Linked DNA regions of Homo sapiens: all the other regions are linked to region 4. A link is a contact called in ENCODE Hi-C or POLR2A ChIA-PET data. All regions are on one chromosome and are shown on one strand. Each heading gives the region's core, a stretch centred on a gene start or an enhancer-like site at or near the end of the contact. The rest is flanking DNA. Distances are from core to core; before and after follow the strand shown.

Region 1 (2,907 bases), core at 174-2,673, 1.3 Mb after region 4:
GTTAAATGTGAAACTCAAAATTTGAAGCAAAAGCCTCTCCTCTTCTGCACTTCTTTTCTTCCTAAGTTGAGCAGTAATACTAGAAACAGAGTCAATTGAACCTGAATAGCTCCTCTGGGGTACCAGGCATCATTCTAAGGAACTCGTTTCATCCTCACAGAGGCACAGATGGGGTATGTAACTTGCCAAAGCTCACACTGCTTGGAGTAGAGTCAGGATTCTAATCTGGCTTGTCTGGCTCCAGAGCCCACGTTCTAAACCATTAGGCTCATTCTGCCTCTCTTGGAGAAGACACAAGAAGTCCCAGTCTTGGCTAGCCTGGCTAGTTCCAGAGACCTCCATAGCTAAACAAGGTGTAGAAATAGAATGTCCCGTCACTTAGCTATACTTCTATCCTTCCCACCTTCTACACAACTACCATTACCATTGCCACCAGCAACTGGTAAATATTGATGGAGCTTCTTTTCTTTGCCAGGCACCATAGATACAAAAACTAAAAAAAAAAAAAAAGAGACTGTAATCTTGACCTCAGGAACTACAGAGGAGATAGACATCCAAGCAAATATGCCAACAAAATCCCAAGTGGGGTCTAGTAAGGGCCAAAAAAAAAAAAAAAAAAAAAAAAAAAAAAGAGCTGGTGTAGCCAGATGGGCAGGGACTCACCTTGCTTCAGGGACAAATTTGCAGTGGTGATGAATTCCTTTCATTCTTAGCTTTCCTCCTATTACTTCCCTGATTTATTTTACTTACAAATGACACGTCTAAATGGCAGAGACCTGAAGTTCTCTTGATGGGGTGCTGAGATGTTCAGAAGGGAGGTATCCTGTTTAACCAACAGATCATTTATAGATAAAGAGAGGCTCTAACTTAGCATACAGTTCATCTATTTCCTTCCCCCAAGAAAGAAGGGATATTTACATCTCCTCTATTCCTTCTTCCAGGGCAAGAATCTTCTGTTCCATATGCAACATCTTCTGGCAGCCTTGTCCTTTTTCTGTCCTTGACGACTACAATAACAAACAGCTGTTGCCGAGGCATTGCTGTTGACGTGTTACCTTTGAAACCTCCCTCCTGTTATGGAATAAGCCTCTTCCAGATCATGGCTCATTATCATCTAGTCTGACAAGCAGCCTTGTTGCCACGGAGACCCAAAGGGATCAGGCGTGGCATTTGCCTGCATCATCACCCCCTCCAGGGGAACTATAAGGACTCTTCTGTGCGTCATGCGTGGCTGTCCTGGGACTGGCTGCCACCAGACTTTTCCTGCGGGTAAAACCTAAACAAATGATCAGCTGCAGATAATATCAAGACCTCTGTTTGATATGTTAATAGTGACAGCCAGATTTCCACAATTAACAACGAGGTGGGAAGAAAACACTGTAGTCACCAGACTTGGGAGGAGAGGGTTTGTATTCACATAAACACAACCTCACGTCACTGCTTGCCACCACAAAGGGCTCTGTTCACTGTTTTGTTCTCAAAGATCATCCTTGCGCTCATCCTCTGATCTTGAATTTCTACATAACTTTCTCAGTTTATATGCCCTGTGGCAAGTGCAGCAAGCACTGTTTCCTGTTTCTAAACTTGTAGAAAATCATCCATACATCTTACAGTTGTCAGTTTTAACCAGATAACAGTGGCACTTTGTTGCTGCTTTTTTATCTTTAGCTTAGGTTAACAGGACCCTGGAAGTAAAGTTGTTGATTTATTCAATAGAGTATTCTCAATTAATTTGGCTAGATTTCTACATGATTCAAAATCTAAAAAAGTAGAAATGCATGCTTACATGTCTAAGGCCTGAAAAATTGGTAGTGACATCCCAAAATAAATGAAGGTTTTAAAACAATAAATGATCTCTTTTTTTTTTTTTGCTTCTGTGCTTGGGGAGAAGCAATGAAGGAAACAACAATGTTGCTTTAAGGAGTGAGGACCCCAAAAATAAGAATATATAATTATGACAGATAGGGCATAGGGCGTTGTTCAGAATTGATGGGGCTGGTGCACACACAAACATTTTAATAGTTCTAATACTTTGTGTACACTCTTGCGATGAAGTGATGACTTCATTAATTGATTGAATAATATTTATGCAATGCTACTATGTGCTAGCTATAGAACTAAGCTTAGTCTCTTAAGATCTTAACATTCTGAAACTATTAAAATGTATAATCACCATTTGTAAAAGTAAATATACTAATCTAATAATTTGGAATGTACATTACAGTAAAAAAAAAGCAGGGGAACATCCTGTAAAATGTCACTCAGAGATAACCACCACTTACAGAGTGAAGTATATTCCTGCTTTTTGCGGATAGTGTGTGCGTATATATGTTTAAGCAAAGCTAACAATATACTATTTTTATAATTGGCATTTACTTTTTCTTTTGCTTAACTTTATATCATAACCTCTTTCCCACATCATTACAAACTCTTCATAAATAATCTTACAAATGGTTATGTAATATTTATCTTATTTGTAACACATACTATCTTCTTTTTTTCATCAACACACTGCATGGATAACAGATTTATTTTTTAAGTCAAAAATCTTTCTTGGCTACACTAACCAATGTTTTTGGTTTTTGTTTTGTTTTGTTTTGTTTTGAGACAGAGTCTCACTCTGTCTCCCAGGCTGGAGTGCAGTGGTGTGACCTCGGCTCACTGCAACCTCCGCCTCCTGGGTTGAAGCGATTCTTCTGCCTCAGCCTCGCAAGTAGCTGGGATTACAGGCATGTGTCACCATGCCTGGCTAATTTTTGTATTTTTAGTAGAGATGGGGTTTCACCATGTTGATCAGGCTGGTCTCAAACTCCTGACCTCAAGTGATCCACCCTCCACGGCCTCCCAGAGTGCTGGGATTATAGGTGTGAACCACCACGCCTGGCCACTAACCAATGTTCCTTAGAA
Region 2 (3,113 bases), core at 416-2,915, 1.4 Mb before region 4:
AGGGGGATATGAAGATATGGATTACGTTCTTTGCACCTTGCGAATCTGGATGTCCCTAGAACTTAAAGGTCTGGAAAAGCCTTATCTGGAACTTAAATCTATTAGAACTAAGGCATTTCTGCTGCTCCTTAACTAGCCCAGAGCAGCAATTCATTTCACTTTCCATGACTCTCAGCACTGCTCCTTAAGATAGCCAATGAACAAATAAAGCATCACTTATAATGGAGCTGGTAATAGGGTTCACTTCATATCAGAGAGGAAATCAAAACTGCAATGATAAACCATCTAGAAAGTAATAAAAATGAGAACCAATTTTGAATTGGGTATCCGGAAACTGGGCTGGAGTCCTGAGCAAGGGAGACCCCTCAAAGACTGTTTGCAAATTGGAGCATCTCTCGAGGCTATAGCTATAGCCTGCCAAAATAGAACTCTAGAGCCTAGGGTCTCCCTCAAATGAAAAGAACAGACAAGTGGAAAGAAAAGTAGAAGAGCAGACAGGAGGGGACAGTATTGAGAACCAAATTTCCCACTGGGACCCGTCTCTAAGGCAGTATGGCTGATGGTTCGTTAAGAAAAAACTATGAAGGAAATGTGAGAGTCTGGGAAGGGAGAGACCGGCACCAATTGCTGCAGTACAGGGACTTTCATTCACACTGAAAAATCCATCCAAATAGGCTTCTAAACGGGCCTTTTCCCTGCTACAAATGAAACAAATCTAGAGAAATCTATAATTTCCAGCACTGCCCTGACTTATACATGTCTTACACCCCAGAGGCATGACTACCATTTGAGTTAGAGGACTTACTTATACTCCAGTTACTCTTTTGCCTGTGAGTTTCAGTCTGCATCAAGTGACACTGGTGTTCACCATGTCTTAGCACATCCATTACCTAAAATTAATGTGTGTTCTCTGAGTGTGCATTCTAGTCATTTGGGAAATTGTTATAACATGTATGACTGCCACACTGATTACATAACTCAGGAGATTCTCAGTCATGTATATTAATTTTGAGAATATACCCTGGGAATTCTGATAGGATGCCCCTACTCTCACCTCTAGGCACAGCCCCACCAGAATAACCATGTAAATCAGCATAATAATGACTGGAAACGCTCACAGGCCTGCAACTGACTTCTTGCTCCTCTAGTTATCACTAGTTATAAGCTATGTATTTTCTGGAACGTTACTTAACTTTTAAATCTCGAGCTCCTCCAGTTATATCCACACTTGGCACTAGTTCATCATGTTAGGTGATCAGATCAGCATGTTAACTAACTGCACAGGTTTTAGTGTGGAAAACAGTAGGTTCCGAGAAGTCAGATAAGACAAGAGGTCCCTGGTTATTTGAAAGGAAGAAATTGGAAGACAAAAAGGAGAGAGGAGACAGCATCAAAGCAGAATTTGCTACTTTATAATTTGGCCTAGAATTAGCCCTTAGAAAAACTGGTGGCTTAGACCACTTAACGGCACTATCAGGCTCTAACCCTATTTCCTAAATATAATACTTCCAGCTCACCTAAATAAATGGAGTTTCGTGACGAGTGCACAGGAAAAGATGACTCAGAAAACTGGTTAAGATTGCCCTTCTCTTTGCTGTTTCCTGTTTTCCTTACAATTGATGTATTTTTGGCAAAGAGTCTTGTTGTAAATTGTCTTGGGCAGTGGTTGCATGATACTGTATTAAGTTGCTAAAAAGAGAATTCTGAGTTAGTGAATGACTAAGCAGTGCTTTCATCCTGAATAATGATAGACCTGCTAGACAGTTGTAACTGGATTTTCCATTTCTTTCCTGACAGCAGCATTGGGCTAAGGGGTTGGAAGTCCTTTAAATAGACAGATGCATAAACCATAAATGCTTTAGTCTTGCTTATTTTCTTTCCAGTGCTAATCTCTACACAACGGTACCATCTCTGGTCAGCTAATTGTTTTTATAGAAAACCTTAGCAGTAGAATTTTTTAGTATTGAATTTTATCTACTTTCTTTTTCATCTTTTTCTTTTCCAAAATGTAAAGATTTTGGTTATGAACAATAAGGGATATATCTAACTTGCTGTTTTGAAACTTTGCTCTATTTAAGATGAGTAGCTTTCTCAAAAGAGAAACACACTGTGTCTCAGTTTGAAATGTAATATTATCATTGACAAGAAAGACTTCAAAATGAGTTCACATCACATAGCAAAGTGAATTTTAAGACAACAGAAAATCTCTTTGCTTCTCTCACGTAAAATAAGTGCTTCTATCTATTGATCTGAGATCTAAAGTGCCCGTTGCCATTCTACCCAAGTACCAAGAAAATACATTTGCAGTAAGTCTAAGAGCTTAATAAAAATGTGTGATTATTATAGTGTAAAATTTCTTCACTCTGTATTACTATTTTGTCTATGTGAATCTTACCTGCTTATAAATTTATATTTGCTAATTAAACTAAATATATCAATAAAAGATATTTTTTCCACAATATTCTTGTGTGTTTCTATTAACAGCTTAAAATGTTTTAAGGATATTTCATCAAGTTCTGCATGCTTGAGGAAAGTATTTTCAGAATTTGTCATAGAGGACTGAATGACAACTCAAAGACAAATGGAGTTTTACTACATAGAGTTAAATCAAATTAGTGACTTTCAGATTGGTGTGGGCTGAGTGGAATTTGAAATATGAAGTTAAAAATCTATAATTAATTACCTTTCTTTTCAAGATATATTTTATTAGTTTCCAAAAATGGCAGTATGGTATTTCAAATACCTCTTTGAACCACAGTAAAATATTCTATAATACATTCTTCACCAAAGTTGATGGCCTCAGTTGTGGCAGCATTTTATGTCTTATTGATACTAATTGAAGATGATGTTTATTTATGATAATATTGTTTGTTTAGTGCTTATTTCTGACACTTTATCAATTTTTTCTACCATCTATATAAAATTTCCAAGTTGGAAAATAAAGAAAGACTAAAATCTCATATGTAATTTGGTCTTCTTGAGTTTCTGTTAATGGGGTTAATTTTGAACGTTGGAGAGCTTGTTTTCTTTGAAAGAAAGTCAATTCAAATCAACTAAATTATTTTTTCACAAAAGTTTAAACACAAAACACGACAAAACAAACTAATAAACAC
Region 3 (2,966 bases), core at 259-2,758, 1.0 Mb after region 4:
TAAGAATTTTTTTTTCTCACAAATATATTATACATAGCTAATTAAACAAATATCTTCATTACTTTTGAAAACCCTGAGAACATAAATATCACCATTTTCTTCACACAGCTTCCACGATACAAAATTAACTTTTGGCAGAACACCCTCTTGTGTTCTTTGAAAGTGAAAATATTTTCCTGTAATAAAAATATATGACGTGGTTTATGTAAAACTTGAATTATGTAAAATGAAGGCTAGGGAAATTATTTCATGTATTTTCAGATACTTTCTCCATGCTTTTATTCGTCCTCAAGAATTGCCAGAAAATGGCATAAGTCAAAAGAGTATTCTGTTTCTATTGAGAATATCAAATTGGAATACAATTTAAAATATTTTTAAGTAGTTCCCACTTTTATATTAAATTAACAGAAAAAATAGGGGATTCAGAAGAAATCTTTGGAGGTACAGGGTTAAGACATGACCCCCATACGATGTTTCAGTGATTTTCCCAAGGCCACCGAGGTGCCTGACACTGAGAACTCCTTTGTCCTCAGCGGCACACCTGGCTGCCACCCCACCCTTCCTGTCACATCTTAGGAGTCAGAACTGCGACGGGAGCTAGCCCAGGACACCGAAGGGGGGATCCTAAATGCAGGTTGCATGCTGACGTATGATTTTTATTTGGAAAAACCTCAAAATAGTAAATGAAGAGTAGAGAGAGTGCAGTTTAAATAGGTAGAGATTCGTGATAGGAAGTGGACTGCAGCAGAGGCGACATGAAATTATCTGGGGAAGCCAGATGAAGCCTTTCCGAAAGGAAGCGAGCATTTGTTAAATTACATGTTCATTCATCAAATTCACTGAGCTCCCCTTGAGATCCAAACACGGTGCCGGACACTAAGGATACACAGATAAATTCAGCATCGCCTCCGCTTTCCAAAATCTGGCAACCCAGCAGGAAAGAACAGCATGCAAAGAGATAAGAGTACCCGGGGAGCCACGGTCCAAGGTGCAAAGGCGGAGCCTAGGAGGAAGGGATCACCTGTGTCAGCAGGGGTCAGGGACGGGCTTCTGGGTTTGGGTGCACGCGTCCAAAGGAGTGCAGCCTTTATCCACAGGTGCAATTAGAACACCCATCTCACACTGCTGAAAACTCAGATATGGCACTGCTGACCACCGCCCCACGATGCGACATCAGGGGTCAGATATTAGGCTGGCGCTGTGCAGATAAACAAGTGTATATGTTGGTGCGCCAGGAAGACAAAACACGCGCCTGGAGAGGCCAGGAGAGCGGGACTGGAGGGTTGTGGGACGCGCGGGACCCTCGGGCCGCCTTCCGCCGCCGCCCGGTGTCACCAGAACCCAGCCTGTTTACCAGCGGCCCCGCCCGCCCCGGCCCGGCAGGGCAGGTCGGGGCGGGCGCGCTCTGAGTCACCGGAATCTAGGTGGGGCCGCCCGGAGCGGCGTCCTCGGGAGCCGCCTCCCCGCGGCCTCTTCGCTTTTGTGGCGGCGCCCGCGCTCGCAGGCCACTCTCTGCTGTCGCCCGTCCCGCGCGCTCCTCCGACCCGCTCCGCTCCGCTCCGCTCGGCCCCGCGCCGCCCGTCAACATGATCCGCTGCGGCCTGGCCTGCGAGCGCTGCCGCTGGATCCTGCCCCTGCTCCTACTCAGCGCCATCGCCTTCGACATCATCGCGCTGGCCGGCCGCGGCTGGTTGCAGTCTAGCGACCACGGCCAGACGTCCTCGCTGTGGTGGAAATGCTCCCAAGAGGGCGGCGGCAGCGGGTCCTACGAGGAGGGCTGTCAGAGCCTCATGGAGTACGGTGAGTGCCCGCCGCCGCCGCCGTCGCCGCCTCCAGGAAGCCCTCGGGGCCGCGGCCTGCAAAAGCCGCCGCGCGTGATGGGCCCTCACAGGGTCGGGGGAGCCAGTGCTTTTCAGAATGCCTGTTTAGGACGAGCTCGGGCTCATGCATCCGACCTGAACCAAATGCAGCAGCAGTAGCTTTGGGTGGCCAACACCAAGCTCAGAAACAGAAAAAAAAAAAAGGCCGTAGTTCAAACTGTATAGTTTTTTTCCTGGGTTTTGTCGGTTACGTACGAAAGATTATTTCAAGCATTGCAAGTTTAGATGAGTAAATATAATGAACAAAGTTTCTTGGAGACCTGAAATTTCTTCCCATTTCTCTTCCTTCTCGTTTCTTCTTATGATTAAAATATAAATATTGAAATAACGTGCCTTCCCTAATATCAGTGGATTCGTTCAACTTGATATAGCTGAAAAAACTTTCTCATTTAAAAAAGCCCTTTCAGGCAGTTTTAGCAGTTAACGTTTTCAATAGATATTTCAGTCTACTTTACCGGTCAGGCTAGTTCTTGTTAGCTCTTGTTCTAGGGCGTGTCCTTTGGTTTAAGCATGGCATTGTTGTTTAGAAAACTTAATTATTTTAATCCGATTTGAAATCTAAAAAGCAAACACATTCCCTACACTCGCGACGTGAAGCAGAGTTGACAAATTTAATGTACCTAGCAGGTGAAGTACTGTATGCCATTTTCCCAGCATGGAGGAAGCTCCCTGCTTGCCTTGCTGAAAGTCAGGACTGGAGCATAGTTCTTGTCTGAGAAGGCATTTTCTTTCACAGTGGGAAGCCCCCTCTCCTTTCCTGGGGGTGGATGGGAATCACAGCTGGGGTCTACTGTGATTAGCAATGTGTGTGGGGGTGGAGATGGGGTCTGTGAGAGCCTAATAAAACCTTAAAGCCAAATGGGCTTTACCTACCGGGTTTAATAGTTTTAAACACAGACAGCAAGCTACCCTGCCTGTTTTCATTTCTTACTATTACCATTGACTTGATTTTTTTCTTTGAAGTGGCCCAGGGCTTCCAACCCAATCCTGTTTATTTGTGTTTCCGGGGGACTATATCAGCAACTTGGTGCCCTTTCTTTTGTGTAATCCTTTGGACGTCACTTCCCCACAAAAGGAAGCATGGTC
Region 4 (3,120 bases), core at 597-3,096:
GTGGTGACTCACGCCTGTAATCTCAGCACTTTGGGAGGCCGAGACGGGCGGATCACGAGGTCAGGAGTTCGAGACCAGCCTGACCAATATGGTGAAACCCTGTCTCTACTAAAAATAACAAAAATTAGCCGGGCGTGGTGGCGGGCGCCTGTAATCCCAGCTACTCGGGAGGCTGAGGCAGGAGAATCGCTTCAGACCGGAAGACGGTGGTTGCAGTGAGCCGAGATTGCGCCACTACGCTCCAGCCTGGGCGAAATTGCAAACTCCGTCTAAAAAAAAAAAAACAAAACAAAAAAGTGCCTGATCTACATAAAGAATGGCTTCAAAAGCTGACGCTATAAATTAAAAGCCAGATATAACAATTCAAATCTCCCTTCATTAAAATACCTACGTTGTCTTCCTGGAAAAAGTGCCTGACTAGAGGAATTCAAAGAACTGTCCAAATAAGTAAGTGTTTGCCCAGCACCTTATAACGAAAACCATGGCTCTGTAATGAGAACAGAAATCCTGTCACATCTGGGCCAGTTCCTAAGTGTCCCCTCAAAAGGAACATTCAGGCACTACCTAAGATTATGAGGCTTCCTTCTGAAAATGTTAAGCACAATGACATAGAGAATGATTTTTCTTTTCTTTCTTTTCTTTTTTTTTTTTTTTTTTTAACTCCGGGCTGAGAACGGAAGTCAAGTTCAGATTCTCTTCCTTCCTCAAGCAAGCCAAAAAATTAAAGAGCAAACACAGAGGCCCTAAATGTCTCGAGGCCTCTTCACCTGTGGCGATCGACGCAGCAAGCCTGGGTGTGCTAAGAATTGAGGCTCTCTCTCCTTCATTCCGGGGGTTACGGGTGGCCTTGGAGCACCGGGAAGAATTAACCGGTGCCTAAGTTTTCAATCGGATCATTCTTCTCAACTTGGGCGGCTCTTTCCTCCCTTCCTTCCTCCCTTCGGCCCGGCACACACGGCGGGGCAGTGCCAGCGCGGGCAGCAGGCTGGGCCCGAGGGCAGCGCTGCCGCAGCCGGGAGCCCCTCAGAGTGTGGGGCGCGGGCTGCCCCCCGCGCGGACACCGGGCAGGGGCCGCAGATCTGTCCCCGCCGCCAGGCGTGGGGACCGCGAAGGGGCAGCCGCGGCGGGGCGGAGGGGCGGGGTGAGCACTTCCTGACTCTCGCATTGTCCACGCACCGCCCGCGCCACCCAGGGCCCCGCCACCGCGCCGTCCCCGTCGGGGAGGAAGTTGGCGCTCGCCCCGCCAGCCCCGTCTTACCGTTTTTGGCATCGCCCGCGGCCGCAGCCCCCGCGGCGGCCGCAGCGTTCGCGGCGCCAGTCCCCGCGCCTCCGGCGCCCGCCGCGCCTCCGGCGCCCGGCGCGCCCGCCGCCGCCGCCCCGCAACCGGCCGCCGCCGCCAGGGCCCCCCCGGCCGCCGCTCCCGCCGCGCCCGCCGCTGCCAGGGCCCCGGCTCCATTTTCCTGCTCGTCGCCGCTGCTGTTGGCGCGCTTGTTTTTGCGGCCGCCTTTGCTGTTTTTGGGGTTGGGCATCTCGCTCGCTCGCGTCCAGGTAGGTGCCCGGCGTCAGCGAAGGCGGATCCCAGAGGCACGGCCGTTCCCGGCCCTGCGTGAAGCCGGCTCCGGGAAAGAACGGAGGGCGCGAGCCGGCGGTTCCCTCGGCTCCCGTCTAGCCGCACGGCCCGTGCCGCGCCATCCTGGCCGCCGCGCCCTCTCCGGCTTCCTGGAGCCGGCACGCGGCCACCCGAGGCTCGCAGCCGCGCGGGCGCCGCGGGCCCGGGGCGCAAGCGAGACGCTCCCGAGCCGGAGGGAAAAGGCGGGTCTCCGGCTTGTTTTGATTCGGCTGCACTGACACGCTCTGGGCCCGCCCCCTCCCGTGACGACACTGGGGATTCGGCCTGGCCGCGCCCACCAGGTGACCTCACGGCTGACGGGACCGCCCGCGTGACGTCACGCCCCGCGCGGGGCCTGCCCACCTCGAGTGACGTCATCCAGGCGTCCCCACCCGGGCCTCCTGGACTCCCGGGCGTTCATGAGCTGCCCTGCTTGACTTGCTCCACCCGCCAGTGCAGTGGCATGTGGAGTTCTTCGGTGGCCTCCTGGCCTTAATGTAATTGAGGCTTAGAACAGTATGGTCTGGAAAAATAAGCTGTGACTAGAGCAAGAATGGAAAACAAAAGATTTTGGATTAATAACTCATTCAAAGGCTATGCCTTTCAGTAACAGTAATTAAAGAAACAGGGGACCGGGCGCGGTGGCTTATGCCTGTAATCCCAGCACTTTGGGAGGCCGAGGCGGGTGTATCACGAGGTCAAGAGATCGAGACCATCCTGGCCAACGTGGTGAAACCCTGTCTCTACTAAAAATACAAAAAAAAATTAGCTGGGCGTGGTGGCGTGCGCCTGTAGTCCCAGAAACTCGGGAAGCTGAGGCAGGAGAATCACTTGAACCTGGGATCCGAGATCGCGCCACTGCACTCCAGCTTGAGCAACAGAGCGAGACTCTGTCTCAAAAAAAAAAAAAAAAAAAGAAAAGAAAGAAAGAAACAGGGTAGAGTTCCCAGACAATGGGGATGAACACCAGGGTCCTGAATGGGAAGCCTTCACAGTCTGGTGGTGAAAACAATTCACTCAAACAAGACCCATCATCCAGGGATGTAACTAGATGTTGCCTGGACTCTGAAGCAGTCCCTGCTTGGGGGGAACCCATCCCTATGCATAGGGCTGAGTTGTCCTGAAAGATAGTGAAAGATAGGTAGCCAGGTTATGAGCAGTAGGAGATTAGGTGACACCAGTGAAGACAGGCAATATGAGGGCAGGGGACCCCTGGGAAGAGCTCCCCTTGATCTCTTTCTGCAATTCTATTCTACCTTTTCGGCCAACTCCTTCCCTTCCTTCAGGTCTCAGCTCAAATACATCACTTCCACAGAGACCTTCCCAGGAGAGCTGTCAGAAGTTCCACCCTGTTATTTTCCTCCTCCATCTCTAATTATGTTGGCAATGTAGGTGTTTACTTATTTCTTGTATATCTCCCTCTCACTGAAATGAAACCTCCATGGATAGATTTTATCTGCCTTGGGCACATCAGAGAACAGCTGGCATAAATTTGTTGAATGTATAAATTA

The links. A loop is a pair of places that touch in the nucleus more often than their neighbours do. ChIA-PET counts read pairs that join two places held with the same protein, here RNA polymerase II (POLR2A). Pooled maps may share reads with other maps.
Region 1: a pooled map shows a loop between it and region 4 (5-fold over the local background). The contact joins the enhancer-like site here to the promoter of HECA in region 4. A Hi-C loop is called at or near these places in 5 of 50 pooled maps. POLR2A ChIA-PET finds 5 or more read pairs at or near these places in 2 of 52 experiments (AG04450 and activated CD4-positive, alpha-beta T cell).
Region 2: a loop to region 4 is called in a map of breast epithelium, with 18 times the contacts of the local background. The contact joins the enhancer-like site here to the promoter of HECA in region 4. A Hi-C loop is called at or near these places in 2 of 168 maps with a recorded cell type or tissue (breast epithelium and naive thymus-derived CD4-positive, alpha-beta T cell) and 5 of 50 pooled maps.
Region 3: a loop to region 4 is called in a pooled map, with 5 times the contacts of the local background. The contact joins the promoter of PERP here to the promoter of HECA in region 4. A Hi-C loop is called at or near these places in 4 of 50 pooled maps.

The regions. Positions count from the first base shown.
Region 1 is chr6:137,822,612-137,825,518 of GRCh38, reverse strand. WAKMAR2 (wound and keratinocyte migration associated lncRNA 2) reads left to right here. Exons shown (of 4, transcript NR_049793.1): 4 at 942-1,850. Among named protein-coding and RNA genes, the nearest start is that of TNFAIP3, 43 kb to the left of the region's middle. Within about 2 kb of position 1,423, at least 14 of the 41 ENCODE cell types and tissues checked have a DNase peak (open chromatin) inside an H3K27ac peak, as active enhancers do.
Region 2 is chr6:140,570,848-140,573,960 of GRCh38, reverse strand. The region is part of intron 2 of LOC105378027 (a long non-coding RNA gene); the gene reads right to left. Among named protein-coding and RNA genes, the nearest start is that of MIR4465, 110 kb to the left of the region's middle. Within about 2 kb of position 1,665, at least 3 of the 41 ENCODE cell types and tissues checked have a DNase peak (open chromatin) inside an H3K27ac peak, as active enhancers do.
Region 3 is chr6:138,105,961-138,108,926 of GRCh38, reverse strand. It overlaps PERP (p53 apoptosis effector related to PMP22), which reads left to right and starts at 1,508. Exons shown (of 3, transcript NM_022121.5): 1 at 1,508-1,800. The coding sequence starts at 1,587. RefSeq lists a silencer at 1,330-1,379.
Region 4 is chr6:139,133,806-139,136,925 of GRCh38, reverse strand. HECA (hdc homolog, cell cycle regulator) reads right to left here and starts at 1,846. Exons shown (of 4, transcript NM_016217.3): 1 at 1,259-1,846. The coding sequence starts at 1,529. RefSeq lists enhancers at 775-894, 1,760-2,054 and silencers at 1,005-1,274, 1,675-1,754, 1,865-2,054.